Regions from separate parts of the Homo sapiens genome. Here region 1 is linked to region 2. A link is an interaction called in ENCODE POLR2A ChIA-PET data of the cell type or tissue named here. Cell type or tissue: MCF 10A. All regions are shown on one strand. Links, peaks and the distances in the headings refer to the core of each region. The heading gives the core; the rest is flanking DNA.

Evidence for each region. Peaks named below come from ENCODE experiments on the same cell type or tissue, not always from the same donor. Only the 100,000 strongest peaks of a DNase experiment are listed, where the experiment ranks them.
Region 1: POLR2A ChIA-PET joins it to region 2 with 5 read pairs; 14 of 35 experiments call an interaction of 5 or more read pairs at or near these places.

What each region holds. Positions count from the first base shown.
Region 1 is chr3:111,837,676-111,853,108 of GRCh38, reverse strand. The region is part of intron 1 of LOC105374040 (a long non-coding RNA gene); the gene reads left to right. It also overlaps a transcript of PHLDB2 not described here. Among named protein-coding and RNA genes, the nearest start is that of PHLDB2, 14 kb to the left of the region's middle. In MCF 10A, for the core only: no CTCF peak of the experiment used is centred there; DNase peaks (open chromatin) are centred at 4,098 and 6,188.
Region 2 is chr3:111,725,255-111,740,687 of GRCh38, reverse strand. PLCXD2 (phosphatidylinositol specific phospholipase C X domain containing 2) reads right to left here. Exons shown (of 4, transcript NM_001413064.1): 4 at 13,681-15,433. It also overlaps a transcript of PHLDB2 not described here. Among named protein-coding and RNA genes, the nearest start is that of PLCXD2-AS1, 56 kb to the right of the region's middle. RefSeq lists an enhancer at 4,860-6,059 and a silencer at 13,412-13,706. In MCF 10A, for the core only: no CTCF peak of the experiment used is centred there; a DNase peak (open chromatin) is centred at 11,007.

The sequences.
Region 1 (15,433 bases), core at 3,018-11,017, 120 kb before region 2:
TATTTAAATAGATAAAGTATAAATAACATATTAATCAAATTAATACCAGAATGTTAACCAAAACTAAAGTGAAAATAACTTTTTAACCTCCTAGGGGCATAAAAAGGGAAACACCTAATTTTTGTCTCCTCAAGTTTAATGATTATCCCCATGTGCTGGTTTATCTTTAAACAATTACAAGGTAGGTTCTCTAATTATGAGAAAAATGTAAATCTATTTGGAACATCTGATTAATTTCTGCATTAAACGTTCTCCTTCTGCCCTACCCCCAATCTTTTCTGTGAGTCTGTATTGTAATCAGGCAGGAAAAGGATGGTGTGTGTGTATGTGTGTGTGTGTGTGTGTGTGTGTGTGTCTTTTAGATTAACCTATCCCAGCTGTGTTATCTGGCTCACTTTTCTTATCACTTGAGGACCCTGAATTGGTCTACTTTGCCTGCGTAGTGGGCTTAAAACAAGGAGTTTCTCTGTATCTTATCTGCTTATCATGGAAAAAAGAAACCAACACCTTAACAGCAGTATTCCTCGATACTGAAGAGAACTCAGCTTCTCTTCTCTCTGTTGGTTTTCTTTGTTTTTCCTTTCATCTGACTTTCATCATCCCTCCAGTTATACCATACCTTGATTTCAATTTGTCCTTAATGTTATACATAAAGATAATTATATTATGTATAAAGATAATTATACATAAGGATTATTATAATATATAATCCTATGTATAATATTAATTTATGTATATATAATATATGTGTATTATATATGATCTTTACATATAACATAATTGTATATATAATATATATTTTACATATATATGGAGAGAGAGAGAGCGAGAGAGAGAGGGAGAATGCCACCTTGGGCATCTACCCAATTTGGATAGATGTCCAAATTGATGTGTCAGATATACACAGACTTCAGCACACGGGAGAATTCTGACAACTGAGAGCAGGGGCCAGGATTCAGAACATGAGGAATGTTAAAGGCAAATTTACGAAGCACCTACTCTGTTTTATACTGCCTAGCATATAACTGTAATATGATAATGTAATATATACTAAAAAACAATGATACAGAAGAGTTCAGGTGAAGGGGTATTTGTGTCCTATGAGTCCAACAGGGAAGACAACATATGTGAGTTTCATATTGAAAAAAAAAAGGTTGAGGGGCCTTCTAGGCAGAGGAAAGACCATGAGCAATGTAGGAGGACAGTAAAGCCAAGGCAGATTTGGGAAAGAGTGAGTAATACAGCCGCCTGAGCTGGGGAGGGAGGAGTAGGAGATAAGATCTAGGGTGCTGGGGCCAGATTTGAGGAAAGGGGAAAGATGGGGCTTTGAATTTTAGGCTTCGCATCGAATACCATTTTAATTATGTCATTTCCTTACTCTAAACTTGCACTGGCTTCTTGCTGCGGGACAACAGGAAGAGCCAGCGGCTATGTAGGAAGTGGAACAACATGATTATATAGGCATAGGGTGAAAAAGAAATATGAGCTCCAGCCACAACATTTAAAGACTTTAATAAAGCCGCACTCTACTTCCTGTATTAAACAAGGTGTCAGTCTCAAGTCGAGGCTGCTCAACTGAGAACTGCGTATTCATTAGGGCCACAATTAAGATATTAAATCTCTCCATCCACTCCTGACTGCCCTTTTCCTTTTTCAGAGTTATGATTACTCTGTAGTCACAGATCCTAAAATGCTCACAGAAATACACATGAGCAGGCCCATTTTGGCTGTTGGGTCACTGATGGACTAGAAATTCAGTGACAACATTCCAATTAACTGGCTGTGTCTGCAGGGGCTCAGAGCTACTTGCCAGACCATTTTTAATTTTCCACTTGATGGGGGCAATGTCATTGCTTCTCTCAGGAGAATCGCAAAGAACACTAGTAAAAACCTTTTTTTTTTTTTTTTTTTTTTAAGACAGAATCTCGCTCTGTCACCCAGGCTGGAGTGCAGTGGCGTGATCTCGGCTCACTGCAAGCTCTGCCTCATGGGTTCATGCCATTCTCCTGCCTCAGCCTCCCGAGTAGCTGGGACTACAGGTCACCACCACCACACCCAGCTAATTTTTTGTATTTTTAGTAGAGACGGGGTTTCACTGTGTTAGCCAGGTTGGTCTCCATCTCCTGACCTCGTGATCTGCCTGACTCGGCCTCCCAAAGTGCTGGGATTACAGGCGTGAGCCACCACGCCTGGCCAAAAACATTATTTTATAGCACTCAACTCTGACTGGAGATTTATGTTAGTGCTCAATAAATTCTAAATGGTTGTTTGAAGCATTTATTTCTGAGATACAGATAGTGATGTTATGACTAGTATAGTTCTTTTATTTATTTATGTATTGACTTTAAAGACAATGTCTTGTTCTCTTGCCCAGGCTGGAGTATAGTGGTGTAATCATAGATCATTGTAACTTGAAACCTGGACTCAAGCCATCCTCGTGCCTCAGCCTTCCAAGTAACTAGGACTACAAGTGCATGCCACCACACCCAGATTTTAAAATTTTTTTGTAGAGATGGGATCTTGCTACATTGCCCAGGCTGGTCTTGAGCTCCTGGGGTCAAGTGATCCTCCTGCTTCATCTTAGTATGGTTATTTTAGTCTCATTTGAATTTATGACTATCCTCAAAAACCAAGAATTTCTTTTTAAATTTTTTAAAATTTCAACAGCTTTTTAGGTACAAGTAGATTTTTTATTACACGAATGAATTATATAGTGATGAATTTTGATATTTTAGTGCACCCATCATGCAAGTAGTGTACATTTACCTAATGTGCAGTTTTTTATCCCTAGCCCTGCCCCCCTCACCTTCTCCCTTTGAGTTTCTAAAGTCCATTATGTCACTCTGTATACCTTTGTGTACCCATAGCTTAACTCCCACTTATAAGTGAGAACATACGGTTTTCAGTTTTCCACCCCTGTTATTTCACTTAGAATAATGGCCTCCAGCGGCTGGGCGCGGTGGCTTATGCCTGTAATCCTAGCACTTGGGGAGGCCGAGGTGGGTGGATCACAAGGTCAGGAGATCGAGACCATCCTGGCTAACATGGTGAAACCCTGTCTCTACTAAAAATACAAAAAATTAGCTGGGTGTGGTGGTGGGCGCCTGTAGTCCCAGCTACTCGGGAGGCTGAGGCAGGAGAATGGCGTGAACCCGGGAGGCGGAGCTTGCAGTGAGCCGAGATCGCGCCACTGCACTCTAGCCTGGGCGACAGAGCGAGACTCCGTCCCAAAAAAAAAAGAATAATGGCCTCCAGCTCCATATAAGTTGCTGGAAAAGACATTATTTCATGCTTTTTAATGGCTGAATAGTATTCCATGGTGTATCTATACCACATTTTCTTTATTCACTCATTAGTTGATAGGCACTTAGGTTGGTTCCACATCTTTGCAATTGTGAACTGCACTGCTATAAAATATATGTGCAAGTGTCTATTTTGTATAATGACAAGAACTAAGAATTTCTGAGTTACAAATATTCCTAAAGAAGATTATCAAAATTCACTTGCTGTGCTGTTCAAATGGAAAACAAAAGAAGCTCTATTTAAAAGGTCATTCTCTTAATGGTAATTTCCAGAGCTTGATTCCTACGGTATTAGTATTATATTTACAAGACTGACATAAGAATTTTCAGAACTTTGGCCTGGCACAGTGGCTCATGCCTGGAATCCCAGCGCTTTGGGAGGCCAAGGTGGAAGGATCATTTGAGCCCAGGAGTTTGAGACCAGCCTAGACAACATAGCAAAACCCCTTCTCTAAAAAATTTTTTTCAATTATCCAGGCATGGTGTCTTGGGCCTATAGTCTTACCTACTCTGGAGACTGAGGCAGGAGGATCACTTGAGCCTAAGAATTCAAGGCTGCAGTGAGCTATGATTCCATCAATGCATTCCAGCCTAGGCAATAGAGTGAGACCATATCAAAAAAACAAACAAACAAAAAAGAAACAAACTCCAGAACTTTAACATGGGTATATGGATTCACTGTATCTTCAATGTTAATATTAAAGTTAGCTTTATAAAAGGCTTGGCAACCCATCAATTCACAAGAGGAAAGTTTCATATACAGTCGGGCATTGCTTGAGGCTAGGGCTATGTTCTGAGAAATGCATTGTTAGGTAATTTTGTCATTATGCAAACATCATAGAGTCCACTTACACAAACCTAGGTGGCATAGTCTGTTACACACCCAGTCTATATGGCATAACCATAAGAATGGCATAGCCTATTCCTAGGCTACAAGCCTATATAGCACGCTACTGTACTGAATACTGTAGGCAACTGTAATATAATGGTAAATATTTGTGTATCTAAACATCTCAACACAGAAAAGGTAAGGTGTTGTGCTACTGTACCACTGTCACCAGATGATAAGACATTTTCCCACTCCATTATAATCTTGCAGGGCCACTGTTGTACATGTGGTCCCTCATTGATTGAAACATTATGCAGTGCATGACTGTATATGTCTAAAGGCAGTATTTTTCTCCCCACACCCCAAGTCTGTTGGCAGAGCTTTCTGTGGCTCTTCCTCTGTTTCTTCAACAAAAATCCCAGATAAGGTCTGAGATCCCTCAACACTTGGAGTGCTGTTTGGGGGGGTCAAAGCACCAAAGCACTTATGCTTTTTACTCCTCTAGCCTGCTGAGCATTGATGAGCAATGTAATCAAGACAAGCTCTGATGTGGTTTATTGTTTTCCTGTTGCAAAAGCTAGTTTTGTCCTGCAGAAGTTATCAAAGTGACTATCCAGGTGGAAAACTCCTTACACAGGCAGTTTTGAAGGATCCCTAGTGGCAGGTGGCGGGGGGTAACCTTACCCTTGATGAATAATTCACTGGTAATTAGTTCTCAAAGGAAAGTTTTATCTCTCATGGGCTATTAGCATTTTATGATAGATTCTCAATTACTTTGTTGAATGCTTTGATCCTACTGGAAATATCAGTCCTTTGTTTTTCATTCCAACTTCCACAATCCTCAGTACAAGAAAGAAGGAAGGTTTAGGAATGTACACGGGGGAAGGTGAGGGTCGCATACTGCCTACCTACACAGAGGTATCCTTTGGGCACAGCAGACGTAACATGTCCTAATCATTACATCATTATCACCTTCCCTCACGTGCACCCCTCAGCCCTCCTTCTTAATTGTAGTCTACAATTAAGTAAAGGACACCCTCTTAGATCCAGTCATCCAACTCCCTTATCTGGGAAACTTCTTCAGTCCCTCAAGTCCTCCTCAACCCCTATTACCAATACATTGCCAAATCATATAATTTTTACCTCTTAAATATCTGTCAATAGTACTTTTCATCCCCTTGCCTTCATTTACTACCTGGTATTTCCCCACTTTTAGAGAGAGCCAGGAATAAGTCAAGGGGAGATGGAACCTCATTAGGCCCAGGGCTAAAGGGACATTGGGTGTGCAGTAAGTAAGGCTCTCCCAAGGAAATGGAAGATGCAGAGCCTAAAGAAAAAGCTAAGATCCACATTTTGGAAAGAGGGTCTGGAAGTATCAAATCCAAGACTGTGCATTTGGCCGTGAGAGGGGATGGGGTATAGGGCAGTTGCTGAGTAATATTCAGTACTTAAAGCTTCCACTTATGGCAGGATGTGATGGCCAGGTGTGATGGGATGGGAGGATATTGGAATTGTAATAGGCTCCTAAATCAAGCCTCAATAACAGTACTTAAAATTTTAAGTTCTTTTATTAGTCTTTTTTTCCCCTAATCTCCTGCACACAATTCTAAGCTGTATGAGGACCGGGATCTTTCTATCTTGTTCATTGTCATATCTCCAGTGCGTCTCTCAGAACTTCATACATGACAGACACTATTAAATATTTGTTGAATAATTACATAAATTGGTCTTTACCGAAACTCTAATCTCATCACTCCAATGCTTAGAATTCTTCAATAACTTCTCAAAGCCTTTAGGATAAAATAAATCTGGAATCCTCAGATTAGCATGAAAACAAATAAACAAAAAAAAATGTCATTTGGTTTCTCCAGGTTATTTTCCCACCTAATAGCTTGTCATTTCCTTCCTCCTCTTCCTGCAAGGAGGGAGCATTCCAGTCACAGTAAACTGCCTGCAGTTATTCACATGAGTCACATTCATGTATCTCTTTCCTCATAATCACAATTCACCTAGCAATAGTTGCTTCAGAAATCACCCTCTCCAGAAAGTCCAAAACCATGACTGGTTTTGGTTAGATGTCAAAGTATTTCACATCGTCATATTGCAATGTTTCTGTTTTATTTTCCATGTCTGCTCGAGATAAACACTCCCTACAGATTGCAGAATTCCCAGCCAGCCCCCACAATAGAGCAACTGAGTAAGACAATTGCTTAAAATCTCTCTTTGTCTCTCCTTCTCTGTGTGTGTGTGTATGTGTGTTCTATTGGTTCTGTTTCTCTGGAGAGCCCTAACACAGGTTTTTCTATTTTAACTTCTTGTGTCTAGAACTTAGCACAATGAGTAAATGAAAAATTAAATCTAGTTTGGAATTGCCCTCCCTTAATACAAGAAGACTTTGCAGTACAGAGCTGGTCAGCTGGTCAGAAGGAAATACTAATGAGATTGGCTGAAACTAGGTAACCAAGCTTATCCCTCAGCCTTCTGGTTACTTGATCATCTGAGGCATAATAAAAAATAATGAGGAATATATACACTTTATAAGCCTATTTATTCTGTTTGAGTGCCAGGGAAACCCTTTGCAAAGATTTCATCCAGAACCACAAACCCTGTGAATTGGGAGTAGTCGTATTGGAGCCTCCTCCCTCCTCAGATATGTCAATATCAGCTACTCTGCTGGAGTCTAAAGGCTTGGTGTCTTTCTCTATACATCCCATCCCACCCTTTCTTGTGCAGGCTTTGATTTCTGAATGACTGATGAGTCACTGGGAAAGACCTCCACACCAGCTGCTTGGGTCTTCCCATCCTTCAGCATCTGGACTAAATAAAACCTCAGCATATGACTTCAGTGAAGTAAGATATGGTGGCCTGTGAACAAGCAGGTGACCAAAGTTCTGGGCAAGGATTGCCAGCCTCAGGCTCTCTTCCCCAATGATTGCTGGACTCCTGGGTATATGCTTGAAAATGCCAGCTCATTCCCAATATGTATGATGGAGTAAGAACTTGTAAATATGTACTGAAAACCTCTGACAATAAAGTTCTCACCGAAATGTTGCACATCACCAACTCCATCTTCCTTGGGCACCTCTCTCTTGGTATCCTCCTCCTCCATCAGGATCTTCTGCTGAATCTCAAAGGATAAACTGGGATCAGTGCCAGCCTGCACACAGCAAGAAAAGAGAGGTACCATGATTGGAAAGCTGAATTGACCTCTGAAAACTCAAGGTCAACAGAACTTCATCTGTTGAACTCAGATGTTTAACATCCGGGGAAACTAACTACTGCTGAAGTTGAAAAACAGACGTCCTGGATCACTCTGTTATTCCACTGCTATCTTCCCTGTAAAACAACAGAACTTCGCCACCACCAGCACCACTGACAACAAAAGCACACTTTTATCTAGAATAGACAAATCTGGCAAACAAGTAATGGACAATGCTTAAACCAAAAGAGGAACCAGTTTCTTAGCATAGTTATTTCTTCTTGGGCATGTTGCTGCTTATTTTCTATTTTTCATCCCCTGCTTTTTATTTACCAGCCACCCTGTTAGGTACTTTGTCTTTACTATTTCTTCTACTTTTTACAAATCCCATAGTTTTTTTTTTTTTTTTTTTTTTTTTTTTTTTGAGACAGAGTCTTGCTCTGTCACCCAGGCTGGAGTGCAGTGGCGTGATCTTGGCTCACTGCAACCTCCACCTCCCGGATTCAAGCAATTCTCCTGCGTCAGCCTCCTGAGTAGGTGGGATTACAGGCATGTGCCACCAGGCCTGGCTAATTTTTTTGTATTTTTAGTAGAGACGGGGTTTCACCATATTGGCCAGGCTGGTCTCGAACTCCTGACCTTGTAATCCACCCACCTCGACCTTCCAAAGTGCTGGGATTACAGGCATGAGCCACTGCTCCCGGCACAAATTCTATATTATAGGGAAAGAAACCAGTGTCCTTGTTCTCAAGAGCTTCCCAAAGAGTTCCTGACTTTAAGTCCGGATTCCTGCAGCTGACATATCTGATATTCTCTGTAGACACAGGGGAGCCCCAGGAGATAACCTGGTCCCACTATCATGTAAGTAAGGCCTCCCATTTGTTGTACACCTAGTATGCCAAATATTGTCCCACTTGATTCTCACAATGTCTCTAAGACTAAGTGCTGTCATTTTTTTCTTTAACAAATGAGGAGCCAGAGACTGAAGAGGAATAATTAGAGAGTTATCAAAAGTCACATAACCAGTGATGTACATTACCTAATAAGGGGACAATCACCATCTCCTATTCAAATGCTAAAACATACCAGGTTTTGTTTATATTGCTCTTGGTATATTAAGGAGAATGAACCTTAATGGTGGCAGAATTGGAGGTAGAAAAATAAGTTAGAGGTCTATACAATAATTCAGGGGAGAGATGCTAAGAAACTAAACTAAAGGCATTTGTGTACAATAGTGAGATGCAGACTGTATGATATACCTGAGAGGTACAACGCATCAAGCCAACATGATTTATTGATTCTAGAAGGTGTGTACAGGGGAGAGAGAGTTTGATTTGGGTAAGTGACGGATGATGGTGCCATTATCTACGAACAGAAATATTGAAAGTAGAACAGATGTGGGGTGAGGAGGGGAATTTAATTCTGGACATGTTGAATTGAAATATATCTGTAGGGCATCCAAGTGAAGTGCAGGGTAGAGAACAAGATTAGAGATGTATATTTGGAGGATGCAGATCAAGACAAGTTTGTTTTTGTTTTTTTTCAAAATGGGAGGGAGCAAGGCAAACTGTCTCATAGGCTGAGAGAGATGTTAAAGATCTAGGAAACAGAGAGATTAAGTGACAGAGGAATGTCCTGGGAGAATAGAGAGAGGATGAGGTCAAGAATCCAGCTGGAGTGTTGGTCTTGACTAGAATAAGCTCTTTTTATCTCAAGAGCATGGGTAGTGAAAGCAGGTAAGGGTAGATGCCAATGTAGGTCAACAGCTATGTGATGGGAAGGTTACAATTAGAGGATTTTTACATTACTGAGTTTTTTACGTACTGAGTTTACATACATTGTTTTTGTCTATGAAGAACAAGGCCAAGTCTTCCATTGAAAGTGTACTATTTAGGAGATAACTGTTGAAATATAAACTTCCATAAGTTATACTTAAAAGAAGCTTTAAAAACTTTTGTGCTATAAGCAATACCATCAAAAAAGTGAAATGAGAGCCCACAGAGCAGGAGAAAATGTTTGTAAATTATATATCTGATAAGGGATTTGTAGCTAGAGTATTTGTAAAACTCTTAAAATTCAAAATACTTGGCAAAGCATGGTGGCTCACTGCTGTAATCCCAACACTTTGGGAGGCTGAGGCAGGAGGATCACTTGAGCCCAGGATTTCAAGACCAGCCCAGGCAACATAGAGAGATCCTGTCTGTACCAAAGATTTTAAAAAATTAGCCAGGCATGCTGCCATGTGCCTGTGTTCCCAGCTACTTGGAGGTTGAGGCAGGAGGATGGCTTGAGCCCTGGAGTTAAGAGCTGCAGTGAGCTCTGATCATGCTACTGTGCTCCAGCCTGGGCAACAGAGCAAGACGCTGTCTAATAAAAAAATCAAAATACTCAAAGGATTTGAGTAGACATTGCTCCGAAGGAGATATACTGAACATCTTTAGCCATTTGGGAAAGGCACATCAATACCACAATATGATACCATTTCATACCCACTGGGATGGCTATAATAAAAAAGACAGATTGTAACAAGTATTGGAGAGAATGGAGAAATTGGAGCACTCATAGGGTGTTTGTGGAAATACAAAATGCCTCTTTGGATCACAATCTGCCAGTTTCTCTAAAGGTTAACAGGGCTGCCATAAAATCCAGAAATTCCACTCCTACGTATATACCCCAAAGAAATGAAAACATATGTTCTCACAAAAACTCATATGTAAATGTTCATGGTGTCGTTATTTGTAATAGCAAAAAATGGAAACAACTCAGATGTATTTCAAAAGGTGAATGGATAAAGCGTGATTTATCTATACAATGGAATATTATTCAGCAATACAAAGGAATAAAGTACTGACAATGCTTCAACATGGATGAACTTTGAAAACATGCTAAATGAAAGAAGGTAGTCACAAAAGATCACATATTACATGATTACATTTATATGAACTGTTCAGAATAGTTAAATCTATAGAGACAGAAAATAGATTTGTGGTTGCCTGGAAGTGGATGTAGGGAAGAGATGAAAGAGGAATAGAGAGTGCTGCTAATGGGTGTGGATTTTCTTTTGAGAGGAAAATATTCTAAAGTTAGCTTCTGGATGACTCTTTGAATATATTAAAAACCATTGAATTGTAAACTTTAAGTAGGTGAATTATATGGTCTGTGAGTTATATCTCAATAAAAGCTGTTTTTTAAAAAAAGAAGCTTCACAGAAGATTTTTAGGGCAGTGAAAATACTCCGTAAGATACTGTAATAGTGGATACAGGTTATTATATATTTGTCTAAACCCATAGAATGTACAATACCAAGAGTGAACCCTAATGTAAACTATGGATTTTGTGTGATGGCAATGCATCAATATATAGGTTCACCAGTTCACCAGTTGTAACACACATACCACCCTGGCGGGGATGTTAATAAGGGGAAAGGCCATGTTTGTGTGAGGATGGGGATATATGAGAAATCTCTGTACCTTCATCTCAATTTTGCTGTGAACCAAAAAATAGTCTTTAAAGAAAAAAAAGCAGAAGCTTAAAGTCTAAGGAAAAGATTGTTGATGGAGGCAAGAAGTGAACACTGCTAAAGACCAGATAATAATAATGGCCATTATATTTGAGCAGTTATAAGCCAGGTACTGTGCTAAGTGTTTTACCTACATTATCTCCTTTATAACTTCACTATAACCCTATAAGGTACTTTTCCCTAAATTTACAGAAATGCAATTAAAGCTGAGAAAAATAAAGAACTTGTCCAAAGTCAATAGTAAGAAAGATAGGAAGACAAAATGCAGACCTAGATCTGTGTGAGTCTGTTCCTTAATACATGTACTGTGCTGTCTCCCACAAGCTTTGCTTTGCTTTCTAACTCTGACTTTCTAGGTTCCGCACAAATGCCAACATCTTCAGGCCAATTTCTTTTTCCAGGGCATTCCTACAGTGCTCTAGGTCTATCAGTCTTAGAGTGGTAGACAGCATTTCTACCTCTACAGTCTAATGAAGAGTTGCAGAATCAACACATTCATAATAAAAATGTTGTGGAATAAATGTATTGATAAATGTTCACTCTCCTTAACTCCTCCACACGCAGGAGTCTTAGAAGCCCAGCTGACACCCTGTACAGAGTGATTTCCTGATGTTCAGAGCACTTACAGCCAGAGTAACTGAGAGCCCAACCCAGAGAAAACGCATCTCTTTATTCTATTTGAAGAGGTTATGAGTGAGAAGAAAAGAACAAAAGTTGATCTCAACTGTTAGATAGAGAGACAATGCCCATACTCATTCACCTGTCAAGGTGGTTCTGGAGTTCTACAATCTTGATGCAACCTTCCACCTTTCCTCACATAATAACTGCAGATATACCTAAATTAGTTCCTGGTATGTAGGAGGGGTTCAAGAAGTTTCCTCTTCCTTTTTCATTCCTTTACAGTTCCCCCCTCCTCCTACTCCTACTCAATAACCATGAAAAGCTCACTGTTTAAATTCAAACCCCTTCTCTACTAAAAATACAGCTAAAAATTAGCTGGGTGTGATGGCGGGTGCCTGTAGTCCCAGCTACTCAGGAGGCTGAGGGATGAGAATCGCTTTAACCTGGGAGGCAGAGGTTGCAGTGAGCCAAGATCACGCCATTGCACTCCAGCCTGGGCGACAGAGTGAGACTCCGTCTCAAAAATAAATACACAAAATTAATTAATTAAATAAAATTATAAATTCAAACTTCTAGTCTGGAATGGAGTAACTATAAAAGAAGAGAAAAAATACAAACCTAGCTCCCTAGATTAGCTGCCTAAACTCCTCTGTGGCCTGGTAATCATGACAAAATGGTATTGGGGACTATCTGCCTGCTGATGAAACTATGACATCTGTCCACATATGTCTTTATGCATTATTATAATGTGAGAGGCAGTAGAAGAAAAGTAGTTCTTTTTAATAAAATAGGGTATACCAGTGTTTACGTGAGCTTACATTGTGTCAGGCATTGTACTGAAGTCTGTATAGACATCTTGTCATTTTATTCTCACACAATCTTTTGAGTAGGTTCGTCTAATTGATAGGCAAGAAAATTGAGGGCAGAAGAGGAGGAATAACTTCTCTAAGGTCACCTAGTCAGTAAGAGAGGAGTCAGCAACCTCCCCTTAATTTATGTGGCCCTAAGACAGGTCTATTTCTGTGTTAGATTGTCTCTTTATCTTTTCTGTTATCATCAAGCTCCCTTTCATGGAAACTGTTCTCCTAAAAGTGGTATGGAGGAAAATGACTCTAATGTGTAAACAAGACTACAAGCCATTATCCAATATCAATGCAAAAATGCTAGAGTAAATATTAGAAAACAGAATCCAAACACCACATTAAGAAAATATACCATGACCAGGTAGGATTTATTTCTGGAATGCAAGGATGATTCAATATGAGGAAATCTATTAATTTAAATACTATATTAGTAGATATAAGAAGATTAATTGTATATTATCCTCAGTTGGGGAAAAGGCTTTTTAAAATTCTTTTAATTTTATTTTATTAAACAAATTTTTTTTGGAGACAGGGTCTCACTGTCACCCAGGCTGGAGTGCAGTGGTGCAATCATAGCTCATTGCAGCCTCAACCTCCTGGGCTCAAGCAATTCTTCTGCCTCAGTCTTCCAAGCAGGTAGGACTACAGGCATGTACCACTCTACCTGGCTAATATTTTTATTTTGATTTGTTAGAAATGGGGCCTCACTATTTTGCCTAGGTTGGTCTTAAACTCCTTGTCTCAAGCAATTCTGCTGCCTCAGCCTCCCGAAGTGCTGGGATTACAGGCATGAGCCACCACACTTGGCGCAAAAAAAAAAAAAAAAAAAAAAAAGCGGGGGTGGGGGGCTTTTAAACAAAACTCAATTCCTATTCCTGATAAAAACACTCAAGAAAATAGAAATTGAGGCATATTTTCTACACTTGATCTTAGCCATAAGGCTGAGAAATGATAATGCATATTTTTCTATACCTCGGTCCTAAAGCCGGTGTTATGTTTAGTCAGAAAATACTAGAGGTATTTCCACTGAGATTACAAAAAGGTAAGGATGCTTACTCTCTCTCCATCTATTGAACATTTTTTTCCTAGAGATTATAACCAACACAATTAAAAAAGAAAAAAATCGATTCACAGGAAATGGAAAAGAAGAAATAAAACTATTTACAGTTGATATAGTTTACCCAGAGAATCTGAGAAAATCAATGATAAACTCACAGGCCATAAAATCAACTTTATCTTTTTAAAATGCTAAAGATAATGTTAATTTTAAAATAACTTCAAATGTTAAAAGCTGCAAGAATAGCACAAAGAACATTTTTTTTCTGGAGCTACTTGAGAGTACATTGTGAACAGAGAGCGCATCACTGTTGAATAATGTGTAACTCTTCCAAGAAGGGCATTTTTCAGATAACCAATACACAAGAATCAAAATCAGGACATTGTCATTGACACTAACATTAAATTCACAAACTCTGTTCAAGTTAGTTAATTATCCCAATAATATTCTTTATAGAATGCAATCTAGGAACATGTGTTATATTTAGTTTTTCTGACTCTAATGTTTTTGTTTGTTTGTTTGTTTGTTTCAGTCTGGAAGAGCTCAGTGTGGGTGGCCTCTTGGCTAATTTATCCTCACTTGCACCCTCTCAGTACCAGGGGTAATGGAAGAGACAAAGAGGGTGACCACAATCAAACCCATCCTGCCAGACATATAAAATGAATAATTGCTTGAGTGTGTAGAGAAATCTGGAAGTGATTCTATACTTTTATCTTATTTTTACTATAAAAGTTTTGAAGCAGACTATAAAAATAGAAATATGTTAAATGATGAATATTCATTCTGCTGAATTCTTCCTAGATAGAATGTTCACAAGAAAAAAATTGTCTTATTTCCAAAATGATTCTCCTAAATTAGATTTAGAAGTGTATCTGTTCTTAGGTCAGTATATGCTCAGCACTAACTGCTCTTCAAGAAAATCTCAGAGTCTATTCTTAGATTAAATTTTAAACAGATAATACCGAGAACACAACTATCCTCATTTTGTTAGATATTAATTCTAAGCAAGTTTTAAAAAATATTCTAATCTGACTCTGCCTCAAAGTTCTGTTGGAAATTCAGATTGTCACTAATTCTGTGGGGCTGTAGTTCAAATTTCTTTATATGTAAAGCCTACAACTATTTTTTCCTAGTTATATTTTTATGGTAATCAAATTATTAGCCTTCATCCATGTTGACTGTCTGAAGGGTTCTGAAAGTATAATAGGTATATAAGTAACTTCCATGCTGTGCTGGTTTGATGAATTTCTGGGAAATCAACCCAGATACATTATTGGATTTGCTATCATTCTTGTAGAGCTGCTTTTCTGAGAACAGTTTGGAAAGGGAAAGAGGGATTGTGGGCAGGGTCAAATTCCTCTTCTAGGTTGCCAGAGGCAAGAGCGTACTGAGGAACTTTTTAAACATACAGGTTCCTGGGTAGGAGTGGTGGCAGGTGCCTATAGTCCCAGCCGATCAGGAGATAAAGGCGGGAAGACTGCTTGAGCCCAGGAGTTTGCGACAAGCCTGGGCAACATAGCGAGAACCTGTCTCTAAAACAAACATGCAAACAAATACATAAATAAAAATAAAATTACAGGTACCTTACCCGCACTCTAGACTTTCTGAATCAGAATCTGTGTTGGTAGGTTCAGTAATGTGTGTTTGTTGTTGTTGTTGTTGTTGTTGTTATTTTTGAGACAGAGTCTCCCTCTGTCACCCAGGCTGGAGTGCGGTGGGACGATCTCAGCTTACTGCAACCTCCACCTCCCGGGTTCAAGTGATTCTCATGCTGCAGTTCCCGAGTAGCTGAGATTACAGGCGTGCATCACTATGCCTGGCTAATTTTTGTATTTGTAGTAGAGAAGAGATTTTGCCATGTTGACCAGGCTGGTCTCAAACTCCTGGCTTCAAGTTATCCTCCTGCCTTGGCCTTCCACAGTCCTGAAATTACAGGTGTGAACCACCGTGCCCGGCCAGGTTCAGTAATATGTATTTGTAAGAAGTTTCCAAAGAAAGTCTTCTGTAGTAAGCTTAATACTAACCTTGATTAGCTTTGAGAA
Region 2 (15,433 bases), core at 6,656-14,655:
TTTTGTGGCTTCTAAAAAGTGAGTGTAGTTAATACGGTTGTGACAGTCAACTAAGCATTATATATTGTGTTACGTGTTATCTATCCTTCTTCCCAAGAGACTACCTAAGAAGAAGTTAGTTAGATATTAGGAATAGAGTAGAAACAGAGAAGTGGGTATACTCAGTAAGATTTTTGTGGAGTAAAGCAGAAAGTCACTTGAAGACTCCGCCAAGAAATCAGTGTGTTCTTACTGAATTTATGGCATCGTCTGCCCACTTCATGTACCTCGAAAATTACCAGATATCCCCTGGTGATGATAGTTAATTAATTCTCTCTCTCTCTCTCTCTCTCATATTTAATGAGGACAATAATAGGCAGCAAAGTGATGCAGCCTCTAAATGCAACTGAGACATAAGATCATTGATGTCCAATTTCTTTCAGCGTTTTTCTTCTTGGACCAGAGGTTCTTTGCCATCACTTGTGATTGTGGTTCTTCAGGGTCTTAGCACTCCCTAGGCATGGGTCTGGGTGATAAGGTAAACCCGTGTGAGCCATGATGATATCACACTTTATTTACTGAAATGTCTAGCTGTGCCTTGCTGTTTGGTGCAATTAGTAGGTTCCTTTGAGTTGTACTGCCCGGGCTGCCTTCTCTCATACAGTATCATAGTGAGCAAGCATTATTCTTTCCTTTTTATGTGGAGAAGGAGAGCAAACAGAAGTAAAATAACCTCAGGTAAAAAAAAATTTTAAAAATGCTTGAAATAGAATGTCATAATTCTGCTAGTCATCTTGAGGACCATTCATTTCTGCAGATTTTAATAGGGAAACCAGACTTCCTCTTAAAAAAAAACCTGCCTTTTTGGTTCGGGGCCTGGAGGATGCAGTCTCCCTTCTTTGATATGCCCTCTCTTCATTACAAATAGCCTTTTATGAAGCTTACAAGAAGGGACACGAGCACAGGCACCCAGTTAGCAACAACCTGGGTGAGTAAACCTGGGCAGGGTGCCTGGGGTGGCTCAGGGAGAGGCAGGGAGACAGGGGTGATCTCAGGATTCAGAGCAGACTCAAAGCTTTTCTGTAGCCTGTGACCATTGTTTTTTTTTTTTGTTTGTTTTGTTTTTTTTTTTTTTAACTTCAGAAGAGGTGTGGATCTGTCCCTCACTCTCTGCCTTTTGTTTATAATGTCATCTTCTCCTCCTCCTCCAAACACACACAGTTCCATCTGACTCACTGCCATGTTTCTGTAACCTTGGGCAAGTCACGTCACCTTTAAGGGCTTCCGTTTATTTATAAAGAGAGAATGATAGTCATGACTGACTGCCTGCTGGAGCTTGCATTAGTGGCACACAGGCGTGGCAAAGCTGAGTGCTGGACAAGAGAATTCAGATGTGGTTTCTTTACTCTCCCAGCCAAGTGGGCTTCTTCTCTAGTAAAGATCAATGCCCAGACTCACCAATTTATAACATCTTCAAGGTGGCATAGCTGGGATCTCTTGAGCAGCTTTTTCATTCCCCTTATTTACCCAAGAGATAGGAATGATCTCCCTAGATAAATTAAAATTATTTCTGTATTTTCCGTAAAGAACTTTCTGAAGTAAACTTTTCTAGTTTTTCATAGAACACAGAATATCAAAACTAGAGAAGACATTAGAGATGTTATACTCTCAATCCCCTGCCTCCATTTTGAAAATGAGAAAATTGAGGCCACGAAAGCCGAAGTGACTTGCCCAGAGTTGCCCTGTTGGTGTGTGTAGTAGCAGAATCAAACACAACCGAGGTCTCCTATGTGCTGTACCATTCAGTTGGGGGTTGGCAGAAGAGCAAGTAGACCCTTGATGCCCTATTCCCTCTACACCAATGGTTAACACTTCTGATTCTTTCTTTAGTCTCCCCTAGCAATTCCAGTTTTCTTTTTATAAATCAATTTCTTGATTAAATTCCTAGCTGATTACTAGTTTAGTATCACCAACAAATATTTACTGAGAACCCATTATCTTCTTGGTACTGTATAATGATTAAAAGTACACATACACACACAGATACATACACACAGGCAGACACACACATACACACACACTAACATACACACAAATATAGAGGACTCTAAAGAAGCTGTGGTTTGGCCTACTGGATAAATTTAAAACCTTCTCATCTCTGGTAAGTGGCAAGATTATTTAATCCTATGTCAAAGACAGTGTCTAACACACTTCTGGGAAAGAGTAGATGATTGTTGCTGAACTGAGTGGATAACCCATCAATAAATGTTTGTGGTTATCCAAAATTAGAACGCAGATGAGTAAAGATGTGAAACTAAGCCATCCCCAAGATGTGTAAAAATTGGCATAAAGCCACAGAGAAAGACAACAATGATGTCAGGCCTAGGATGCCTCTGTTGGGCTATTTTAGTTTAATTTGTTGGACTATAATTTATCAACACAACTGTATTCTATAACAATACTATTCTTATGGAAAATGGAGAATTTTCATTTTGCAAAGAAAAGCAAAATGAGATGAATTTGAGTAGAGAACAGTCACGTTCTGGGAAGTCTAGCCATTAGCTCTTCCTATGATTAGGATTCCTAGCTAGGAAGCAGAGCTAAATTTTGTGGGATACATGTATTTGAAATTAAAAGTACATCTCCTTGGAATTCGTAGGGGTATTGGCTTTCCTTGGGTCACAGAGAGAAGCCTGCCACCTGCCAATTCACTGCAACATCTTCTGGCCGACCTCTCCTGGGTTTTCTCTTCTCTTGAAGCCTGCTCACATACTAACCACAAGTTTTCAGCTGTTTACCTTGTGAAACCTAATGAGATCACCACAAAGTAGGCCCCATGGACGAAAGCCATCATTCCACAGAAGTACACATGAGCTCCAGCCAAATGCACTATATAAGGCTTATCTTGAGAAATGAATCCTTGAAAACATCAACCCAGTGATGACAAAAAAGAATTCTGCCTAGTTAGAGTTCTCTGCAGGAAGTATTTTTGATATTATTTTGGCTTTTGAAAAAAAAAAGACTTTGTGGGGGTTACCTCAGTGCACAGTGAAATTGCACATTCAAACTGTTTGAATCCTGTCCTCCAAATACAGAGGTCTTATGTGAAAACAATCTCATTTTCATTTTACTTTCTGGGAACCCCTCCAAGGCATGGTGAATTGCCAGCATTTTGTGACCTTCAGTTCCTTTACTGCTCTCATGGGAAACTTGACCTTGGAACTGTAGAGAGGAGGGGAACAAGTTTTGGGTGGGTCAGGGGCAGAAGTTTCATTCACTCTGCTTGATCACTGCCCAAAACTATGGGTTCTCCTGCACCAAGATCATTAGAACCTCAGAAGTCACAGAAATGGGGACCAAAAAGTATGATGAGGATGCACACTAACACCAAAGCAAGGATGTGGACAACATGACTGTCGCATGGGATGGAGACTCAGGCAGCCAGCCAGGGGCAATTCCCAGTGAAACATTAGGGATAAGAAAACACTGGATCTCCTCCAGATGCATAGCTGATGCAGGGCTCCCGGACCCTTCAGAACATCTTAGGACTTAAATGGAATTCCTAGGGCATAAGGTTTCCTCCTGTAACTGTAGCTGGTTTCTGTAGGGTTGAAACTACAATAATGGATTCTCAATTTGTAGAAGGACTTCCTTAGGTTCCATGCCATTTGGCAACTGTTTGACTCATGAGACATCCATCTGATTACAGGGTTAGAGAGGGCTTGTGCATCTCAAGACACTGTGGGGTCTCTAGTCCCTACTCATGTATACCGTTCTCTAGGCACACAACTGATTAGAAGACAGTGGTGGCTTATCCTTCTAGCAAGAACCCCTTTGATATCTTATTTTGCTCATGGGCACATGGGCTTGAAAGATTTTTTGCCTTTAAGGAAGATTTTATTAAGTAACAATTAATGTATTTATTTTCATTACTCTGTGAAAATCTAATTAGAATAACAGCATTACCACACTGACCTGACAGAATTCTAGCCCAAAGCAAAGCAATCAATATTTGAGTGGTCTCTGCCTGAGAACAGGCTGTGTAGTCATTTGGCATTTTTAATTTCTGAAAATTTAAATAAAAAGCTTGTAGGCCCCATTCCTACCATTTGTAGGACTTAGGAATCCAGGGAACTGCGTGAATATTTAATTTAAAAAAGAACAAAAAATTTGGAGTCCCAAGATCTAAGGGACTTAGCTGAGTGAGACTGAGAAGGCCATTCACCTGTATTGAGTCTCAGGTTCCTTATCTGAAAGGATATCATCTGAAAACAGTACTCATCTTACAGGGCTGTGGTGAAGATTAAATACAACTATTGACATACTGGACAGTTTTGAAAAATTTAGCTGATTTCAAAGACTGAAATTTCACTGCAGAAATAAACTTTTAAAAAAATCTTGGTAAAATAAATGACAAATTTGTCTTGTACATTATGTTAAAGTCAATCACTCAAACAAACAAAACAATGTTTATAAACTAGGAGATGATAAGAACAATTTTCTCTCTCAGCTTCAGAAAGGAATCAAAGCACTGACTCTTGGGCAATTGCTATTGTGTGTGTGCATGTGTGCATGTGTGTTTTGTGGTTCCTTTTCTAGAGGAGAGGAAAACCACTGTCATACTGAGTTTTATGCTTACACTCAAGAACATCAAGAACATCTTGTGTGAGTGGGAAGGGGGAATAAATATATACTCTAAGGATCTGATCAAATAATTTAGAAAGAACTTTTTTTACTCTTCTACATTTAGAACGTGAACAGTGTAGACACTGTTGGGTGAGTATGTTTCCCAGAACAGAATGCTGAAGAACATGGGATTTGGATTCAGATCCCAACTCAAATTTTACCTCATCTTACTAGCTCTGTGACTTGGGCAAGTTGCAGAGGTTTGTTATGAAAATTAAATGAAAAAAAGTGTAGATAAGAAGGCAGCAGTTCATGTTTTGGTCATAATAAGTACTTGACACAGGTGAAATGTTGTGATGAGTCTTTGTGTTTTAGCTTCAACTTTCTTTCTCCTAGCGTTTTGGTTAATGAAAATGATGGCATGTAAGTACAGTTCATGCAAGGTCAGTTGATTAGTAAAGGGTGCTGGTAGACATGGTGATGCAATCTCTATTTGTAATGCCTTTGCTATCACACACTTGAGATACATGTGAGGCAAGTCACTAGAAACCCTTTGTTCAAAGACATTTAGTCGACCTCATTTCATGATGGCATTTCTTTATCTTGATCTTGTAAATGCTCAGGAATTGTGGCTACTTTGGAATTTATGACAGACAGCTAATGGAATCTTTAGGACATATCTGAACAAAAGTGAAACTAGGGGTGGGGGGCGGATTAAGGCTTCTGCTGTACATTACTCATTCACTGCTCAAATGACACCAAAAAGCCATTTAGACTCCAAGCCGACATGGGTCTCTTTGGGTTGCAGATGGTGAGAGCCTTGACAGGAGGGACTGTTGATGGTTTCTCGGGCTTTAAGCCTCTCTGTGCCCAAGTCTCTTAGATTTAAATGAGTGGGTATTTGCTGAGATGAGATAGTAAATTCTTGAGTTCCTTGAGAAAGATTGGGATAGGGTCATTTCTTCTCTGGAAAGAGTTCAGATGTTGTACTTTAGTTGGGGCTCAGAATTTGAGTCTACAGTATAAAAAGGGACAAAGATTTAGCCTGAGGATTATCTGGGTTATTTAGAAAATATACAGGACAGAGAAGACTCCAGTGACTGCCATGACTAAAAACACTTGCTTTTGCTCTTGCCTGTTTTATCCTTTTTGGAAGTCCACTACTGGCCTTTTTGTTACAGAGGCTCAGGCATGGCACATCCAAGAGCCAGTGGAGAACTTCAGAACTTCTGACTGTATTAGTCAGCCTTGCTTACCTCAGTGACCCTCCAATTTATGCTTATCCACATGGTCAACTCCATGACCTTATGGGAAATGCACTGGGTTGGGAACAAGGCAGAACTGAGTAGAATCCTGGCTCAGACTAATTGCATGATTTTGGGCAAATTAATTAACTTCTATATTCTAACTACCTAACGTTGAAAAACAATGACAATGCCTATTCTAATCTAGTCAATCTGAAGAATAGTCTCCCTCTACTTACTATCCAATATTCAGGAAATGGAAAGAAAAAGCTGTACATACCCTTAGGGGCTTCCAGTTTGTTTTAGGCCCTGAGCCAGAAGCTACAAAAAAAGGACAGGTCAGACCTGTGTGTCTGTCCCTAAGGCAGCCTTCAGTAATGTGGGGAAATATGGCCAATGCATAAATTTTTAAAAAAAATTTTTTGTAGAGACAGAGGCTCACTTTGTTGCTCAGGCTGGTCTTGAACTCCTGGCTTCAAGCAATCCTCTGCCTCACCTTCCAAAGTGCTAGGATTACAGGCATGGGTTGCCATGCCCGACCTAGCCAATGCATTTGATCACCCCAAGATCCTTTTCCCTCGTCAAAACCACCTCCATCACTTGCATTATCTATGAACATCCTCTGGATACCAGCCAGATTCACACTTAACATTTTGCAGTGCTTAATATCTTCACAGAAACGTATCAGTTTTCCATAATTCTCCACAACATTCTTGAGAGGTAGCCACAGACTTACCCAAAGTCACACAAGGGTTTATGTCTACAATGGCCTCCACTCTTGCATCTAGTTAACTGCCTCAGACACTAAATATTCAGCCACAAACCCTGCCTGAGGGGAGTCACTTCAGTTCCACAACTGATTGACAAAAATAATGTCAAACATTACCTTGTCCTACATGACCCAACTCCTTCCCTAAAGGGAGTTCAGAAAAATAGGACTTCAGCATTACTAGGCTTCTAACTAATGACTATAGGAGCCAGGAACCACTGCACAGGCCCGAAAGTTGTATGTGGTGACCATATGACAACATTTCTGCAATTAGAGGAGTTATATTCAGACTTAAGGAAGAGTGAATCATATTAGATAAAAATTACATATTTCTAGAGTGTGTAGACTTGAAGGGGAAAATTTCCATGTTTTCCTTGGTGATTACTTTATAACTTTATTCTTCCTCAAGAATCACTCAATAACTTGTTTCATAGTTATCATCTCCTTCTTCCCCATAGACCTCCAGTGATGAGGGAAGCTCCCTCCAAAGCCACAAGCTTTGTACATAGAGTGGCATTGGTATCATCAGGTTTGCATATTAGTTTTGCTCATGTTTGTTTATCATTGAGCTGGGGAAGGGGGGTCTTGGGATATTTACTATTCTCGGAAGGAGAAAAACTTACTTCTGGTGAGAAGAGAATCTGGACTATAGCTTCAGAGGAGCATTTCTTCTGTGTTGCCCATGCCTTTGCTACAGAGGGACTCAGGCCAGCAAAGGCTTTGGTGGTCCTCCTGATTCAGGGTAAGAAACGGCCTAGTCTCAGTAAATGATTGACCTGGCTGCCGATGTGATAAGCTTAGGTAAATAGGCTTGATTCTGCTCCAGTAATTTCAGGACTTTTAACTCTCTAGGTTCCAAAGCAGAAAAATATACGTGACTTCCTGGGAGAGCCTATCATACGAGGTTGACAGCCCTGTGAATGGACAGTATATTTCTCGGAATATATTATTCTATACCATATACTACAGTATATGTACACTGTCCTCTCTGGTATGTCTTGAAAATTGAAAAAAATTATGCAACGAAAATTCTGGAACAAAACCATGCTTGTGGAGTTACCACCAATGAAATCATTTTAATAAATCGCACATATAATTTGTTATAATGAAAAATTTTTAAAAAACCTTCCAAGTTTCTGAAATACGTACAGGAGCAACAACAATTTTCAGAAGAGATAGAAGACAGAAGGAAAATACAGCCTGCTTTCCAGAACAGGCTGATAGAAAAATGACTGAATTCAGACACACACCCGGGTCTACCATATCTCCAGCAGACCCTCCTCAGAAACACTCTGGTGACGAGGCTGTATATGCTGCTCATTTTGTTATTACAAGAGAAGGGCCAGTGACCAGAGAGATCACCTACCTTGTCTGCTGCTTTTCAATCCCGACTCTTCCCTCAGCTTCTTTCCTGACTCAGCAGGGATGGCCCATGGCTGTTCCAGCGATTGCTGAAGAGAGTGGGATGTTGGGAAGACACATTAACACAGGTTTCTCCTTTTCCCCAAGCATGAAGGTGAGGTTCCTTTCCATTTCCTTTCCTGCTCTCTCTGGCCTCTGCAGACTGTGGTCACAGGCAGCAACTTGCTTGCAGCCAGGTATATTGACAGATGTGAAGGAGGGAGTCTGCCCTGGCCTCAGCCGCCTGGTCTAGCCAATCATTACACACCAGGACAGACTGCTAGTCCTGCTTAAATCCAACCAGAGCTGCATGGAAAAATCAGATGGCAGGACTGTGGGGGGCAGAAAGCACAGTCTGATAGCCATTGGCTATCCAGAAAAGTGATTCCCTTGTAACTGCATCTGGGAAGTGGACAAGAGGCCCCGAGAATAGTTTATAGAGGAAACGAAATTTTTATTCCTTTAGATTTCAGCAATCTCAGAGGGAAATCTGGAAGTCACTTTATCAAATGTCCTATTTAATAGTGGAGTTTCTTCTATTAAATTCTTGTATGGTGAGAAGCATCTGGTAGTTTTTTAAATAAATATGGCTACCATTCATTGAGAGAGTATTATATGTTATGCATTTCATGCATATTACCACAAATCCTGATGGTAATGTTGAGATTTTATTTCTATTTTATGCACAAGGGAACAAAGGCTCAAAGGGGTAATGGTCATGCAACTAGTAGGTACTGAAGCCAAGATTTGAATCCAGATCTGTTCTAATACCTGCACCAGCATTAATAAGCCTTTCCGCACGTTCTGTGGTAGGTTGAATTATAGCCCCCCAAAAATGTCCACATCCTAATCTTCAGAACCTATGAGTATGTTATCTTACATGGTAAAAGGGACTTTGCAGATGTGGTCAAGTTAAGGATCTTCAGATGGGAGATTATCCTGGCTTATCAAGGTGGGCCCAGTGTAATCACAGGGGTCCTTATGAAAGGTCAGAATAAGAGAAAGAGATGTGATGGCCTATAATCCCAGCACTTCGGGAGGCCAAGGGGGCGCAGATCACAAGGTCAGGAGATGGAGACCATCCTGGCTAACACAGTGAAACCCTGTCTCTACTAAAAATACAAAAATTAGCTGGGCGTAGTGGCGGGCACCTGTATAGTCCCAGCTACTCGGGAGGCTGAGGCAGGAGAATGGCATGAACCCAAGAGGCAGAGCTTGCAGTGAGCAGAGATCGCACCACTGCACTCCAGCCTGGGCAACAGAGCGAGACTCCGTCTCAAAAAAAAAAAAAAAAAAAAAAAAAAAAGAGAAAGAGATGTGATGACAGAAGCAGGGTAAGTGATTGATATGCTGCTGGCTTTGAAGGTAGAGGAAGGGGCCACAAACCAAGGAATGCAGGCCGCTTCTAGAAGCTGAAAAGGCAAGGAAGTGGATTCTACTCTAGGGCCTCTAGAAGGAGCATGGCCCCACTGACCATTTTAAACTTCTGACTCTAGACCTGCAAGGTAATACATTTGCACTGTTGTAATCTACCAAGTTTGTGGTAATTTTTTATAGGAACTATAGAAAATGAATACACATTTCCTCAGAAATACTCTTTATGATGGTGAGATCACTGTTTCACTTAGTTTCCTATTCTATAAAGGAATACTCTTTATCAAGCTAAGCTCGACCTTCTTAAAATGGCCATTCATTGGTCCTAGCTCTTCCCCGCACATAAGGCACTTGGGGAGGCAGCTGGAAATGGTGGCAAACAGTACTGGGAAGGGAATCTGGATTCTAGTCCTACCTCTGCCTTAGCCAGTCAGTTCTCTCTGGCTTTCAGTTTTCTCTCCTGTAACATTAATGCCTTGTACAAATGTTCTTTGATCCCTTCTATATCTAAAGCCATAATATTCTAAACTCAAGTCATGTAACAATTTAAAAATACTTGAAGATATCTCTGTCACCTTGCTCCAAATGTTTCCTGTTCCAACTACCCCAGTTTTCCGTGTGACATGACTTCTGGACCCTTCCATCTCCAAATTGCTCTTCTCTATGAAGGCTCCAATTTAGCCATTTCCCTCTGAAATGTGGTGCCCAAGTCTTCACATAGTGCCCCTGCCATTTCTTGTCTGCTAGTGTACCTGGTTCTCCTGGCTCCTCTGACCACACTCTTTTGCTGGGTCTCATCTAACTATTCCTTAGGATCCTTTGAACTTGGCCTAGTCTGTTTCTTTTCAAGTTGTCTGATCTGACCTTACCTCTCGAAACAGAGCACCTATAGTGAACAATTCCACAAGAATCTTAGATTTTTTTTTATAGGAAGGACAAAGACTTGCCAGTGCTAGCCTAAATTAGTCAGCCTTGCTTGCTTAACAACATTTAAATGATAATGCATTCTCATAGGCCCTTGAAAGGCGGTGGTTTATCACATTTTAAGATCATAAATTCTTTGAGAATTTGATGCAAGTTATGGGTCCTCTACCAGAAAAAAGTGCACATACATCTAAAATTGTCTGTGTCATTTTGGGGCACTTCAGCCCCCCTGAAGTAGTTCACTGCCCCTCTGATGTGTGTAAGTTAGTTCTACACTCACAAGTTGTTGGTGGGGGAAGTTTTTGCAAAAGGCAGCCTAATGTTTTCTTCCAGATCTCCTTATACTTCATGGAGGTCCTAGAAACACCTCCTGGAACTGGATTGTGCAAATGCCCAGTGAGGATCAAGGTAGGAAAGTCTCCAGGCTAAAAAGTAGCTCAGTTCTCAGGTTAAACAAAAAAACAGCATTCAGTGGCCTCCTTTTACAAGAATATTGCTTCTTATGGCCTTTCTCTACAGGATAAATCCTATTCTTTAGATGCTTAGCTCCTTAGATTAAAGCCATCTGCCTGCCTAAGGCTTCTCTCAATTGCATGATGCTACTGGACAGAGGCTGACACTGCTGTGGCCTCCTCCCCACCCATGCTGTCCAAAAACACTGACTGCCCAGCTGTGAAAACACCCTGGTCTGACTAGTGCTTTTGTCTCACTGGCACTTGTCCAGGCCATCCCGGGTGAGGTTTGAGGCACATGGGCTTTGGCCACTGTCCCTCCCTTGCAACCTCCCACCCTCTCCGAGAATGAAAGGTTTCAAGTCTTAAAAATAATAACACTCCTTTGGTCATACCGAGTAGATTTGCAGAGGGATAAACACGATCACTTCTTGCTGATCAGGAAGAATTCCTTAGGAAAAAAAAACACAACAAAAATCCAGGACATCAGGCAACCTGACTTCAGGGATTAACAGAGAGGGAATCAGTTTCAAAGTTGAAGAAATGGAGTTTACTCTGCGTTTCTTGTTTGTCAAGCTCAGCCATAGGTGGGACTCAGTGACTCCATGACCTTTCTTTCCCTAGTTTAAACTGCTCTACAGGACAACATGGAGATAGATTATCTGAGCATGGACTTCCACAGGAAACATAAAGGAAGTTCCCTTATGAAAAAAACAGATAATTTTCTATTCCAAATAGCAGTTTCTTCATGTATTTAGTTACTAAGAAATGTTTACGAAGAACAAAGTCAAACCCAGTTCTAGGCAAAAATGAGTGGTACAATCAACTGTATTTTTTTTTTTCAACCTGGAAAGGATCATAAACTTAGGTCATTCTCATAGCTTTTTCATAGTGGGCTCTTCAAAAAACTTAGATAAATTTATTTTGAAGGGGACTTTATATCACTATTGCAAACCTAGGACTGCCTGCTACAAACAGAAGGTAACCACAACGTAAACACAGTACGAACAAAATGAGATTAAATGTTAGCTAGACACTATTGCCTTTTTGGTTTTAGTTGACAAGCAAGGGATAGAGAGGTTTCATTACTAAACTGAGACTTCCCTCTTGACTAATCAGAACTGATTAAGTGATTAATGACATTAATGCTATTTAAGGATATGGCCATCTTCCACCTCACATCATCTTGCATACCACCTGTGGCATAAATGCTACGCTCTGAGTAATGCATTTTTGGTTCAGTAACTCTCCAACTGGTTACACACCAAAATACATGTTTCTAAGTATTCCTCCTAAGATATGCCCTAAGATATAAAGAATCATAATCTTCAGGGATCAGGTACAGAAATATATATTAATATGAGTACCTCCAGATTAGGAAGCTTCCAGAGGTGGAAACCACCAATAGCCAAAGCCCAGGACTTTGTCTCTAGTGCCTTCCTCACACCCGCCCTCTTCTACTCTTTGCCCCTTACAACCATCCCCCTCTCACCTACACACACACAAACACACACACACCCAGAAAGACAGAGAGAGAGAAAGACAGAGAGATGAATGACCAAGTCTAATCACTCAGCACCATCCAGCTGCCTTGACCTTCCACTGCAGAGCCTCAAGAATTTGCCACACAAAGGGATTTCACGTTTTCTTTCACTGTCAAATTTATATTGACTTACCTCTCATTAATTAGTTCCTGCTAAATCATCTACCAATTAACACAAAGGTTAGCAATCATGTTGAAGTGATCGTTGGGTGCCATTTGAAGGAGGAGGGTGCAAAGTCCCTTATTACTAAGACTAAGAGCTACTATGGAGTATTTACTATGTGCCATGCTCCGTGCTAAAATGCTTCCTAAGCATTTTCTTATTTTGTCTTCTCAATTACCCTTCATGGTTGGTATTTTTAGCCCTATCTTCTATGTAGGTACAGACGTTAATTTGCCTAAGGTTACTCCGCCAGGGTATGGAGTTGAGATAGAAACCCAGGTCTGTGCACTTCTGAAATGCCTATACTTAACTTCTGTGCTAAATAGAATGTTCATAACCTTGTTGTAATATGATAAATTAATCTGTGAATAGATATAAAATAATTCACACATAATGTGAGAGCTCCATTGTTATAGAGGCAATGTTTAAACCCAAGTATATGTTCAGAAATTGAGGCAGGCCAGTGGTATCTTTGCAATTGCACCATGCAGGTTATACATGCTTTGCTTATGTTTGGACCCAGCCCTATCTACATCATGCAATTTATTATTAAAAACTGCACAGGAATGACTGTAAGTGGTAAAGCCAGCCAGAGGACAGTATGGTAGATTTACTAAACGATAACTATAAATATAAGTTAAACATTCTGAATATGACTATGTTGTTAAATTGCTATGGTAACTTCAACACTTATAATTATTCTTAATTACCTGTTTAAACTTTGACTCTATGAAATTAATGGTTACTTAGAATTAATTTGATCTCTGCTAAATTCATACAAAAAAGTCTCAACTGATTATTTTTTGTAGAGGATAAGGGAAACACAGAATTCACTTAAATTAAGTGGTCTTGGATATTCTATTAAAATAATTAGAAATGAGGAAGATACTGGAATCTTCATTGCAGCAGAAACTGCAGGTCCACCCTTATTTAATCTTTGTATACACAAATATATTATCTCTGCATTGTTTTATTTCTGGGCATTTTAGCAATCACTCAAATTAATGTGGGTAGAGGTGGTGGTCAGGTGAGTGTGGATGTCAATAAGAGCTGGTCTAAGCTTAGTGGAAATAACTGAAGCGCTAAGGATGAAGCTTGGAAAAGCATGGGGTCAAGGTTGTGTACACATTTCACGCACTGTTCAATCTTGGGGACTGCAAGCACATTTACTTAATCCAAATATGTGTCAGACATGCTCGAGAGGGTTTTTGTCCAATATTATATAACAAGATGTTTTATTGACACTGAGTTTATAACTCTTTAAGACAAAATTAGAAGTGGACCAATAACAAAATGTTCATCCAAACAAAGGAAAAAATGCCTGCCAAAATTGTATATTTATTATTACAGTTAAGCCTATTTAGGTAGTTCAAATCAAATACAAGAGAACACATCAGGTCATCATATTTTTTTTCACTGTTAAAATGAGGTATTCTGGCTTTACAATGTTGTAAGTTGAAGTAAGCAGTTTAATCAAAGTTACAAGAAAGAAGACGAGATATATACTTGGACAATTATTTCCTAGGGGTAAAAAGCCAAGTGAAATGTGTATGAATAAGATAATTAAGCCACAGAATACATTTCAGAATATCAAGAAGCATATGTGCAAAATTTTAATTCTAACCTTAAAATTGGTATACTTTATTATTATTATCATTTTACTTAGCAAACAACATGCACCATACTGTAAAACAAGCAATACAGGACAAAATAGCATATCTATTAGAGCATTTATCAGGTTCACGTATCATCTGAATTGACCAAGACTTATTTTCACTATGACAATTTCTGTATTTTTCTAATTGCTCATCAGTGAGGTTAAGTAGTACAGTTGGCATATACACACAAAGAATGCATACACAATCTGTATTTAATACTTATTATTATATTGGGGTATAAGTTACTAAGTATAATAGCAGCAAGGTACCACTATTTCTAGAACATGTTCTAAGACTTATCATATTGAGACTGTAGATTCACGACTGAAGTGTTATTAGTGCTATAAACTAATAACAAATGTAAAACTGCAAATGTACAGAGCTACCAAAGGCCTATTTGACTTTTCAAAGTGCTGTGCTTCTTGTTGGGCTTAATGTTTGTGAGCAAGCCCCTGCTATTTGAATTAAGTATTGGTCCCAAGTTCTGGGCTCCAGTATAGTTCTAATGATTGGATGTAGGTTGAGGGGTAGAATAATGCATTTGAAAAGAGTAAGAAGCAATAACCACTGTGATAAGAGTGTATTGGACATCACTGAACACACGTGCCTATCACTGTAAGCTTTGCCAGCATCCTGTGGTTAGCAATAATCAGCAGATGATGGAGAATGGCCAGGAGACAAAAGGAAAAAGTAGTATTCTATGAAGGAGACGGGAAGGAATGACACAGAATATGCCTCTAGACTGTTGATGGGCTTGCCTCGGCAAATGGTGAGCCTGAATTCCCCCCAAATATAAGGGTAAATATTTATCTAAACTATTTGGCTTAGAAATGAGTTTGAAAAGTCCTAAAAGTTTTGCTGGAGAATATAATAGAATACTATATCCACTGCAGGGTAGAAAGAATTTTCTTGAATTATTTGTATAGTGTCTAAGACTGTGATATTTTGAGAAAATCAATCGCATTTTGTGGTGTATTCTTCTGGGTTAGGGCCTGTTTAGGGTTATAGTGCTATTGGAGTCCTTGTTTCTAGAAGGAAACTGGGGAATCCAGAAGCTACGGAGAGCGTCCCTTGGGGTAGTAATGAGCTGTTTGGTATCATTTGAAATTAAGGGTAAAGTTTCTACCTAAATTACTTATCACTCAAACAGTTCACTCTGTGTGTCCCAAGGCAATGGTTGTAAGTGACAACGCTATGGTGCCAAACACCAGGGAGCAGCCAGAGGCAGAGGGCCAAGATATCCTGGAACATTAGTGGAACTCAGAAGACAACCATGTTCTATGCTATGCAAAAGAAACTT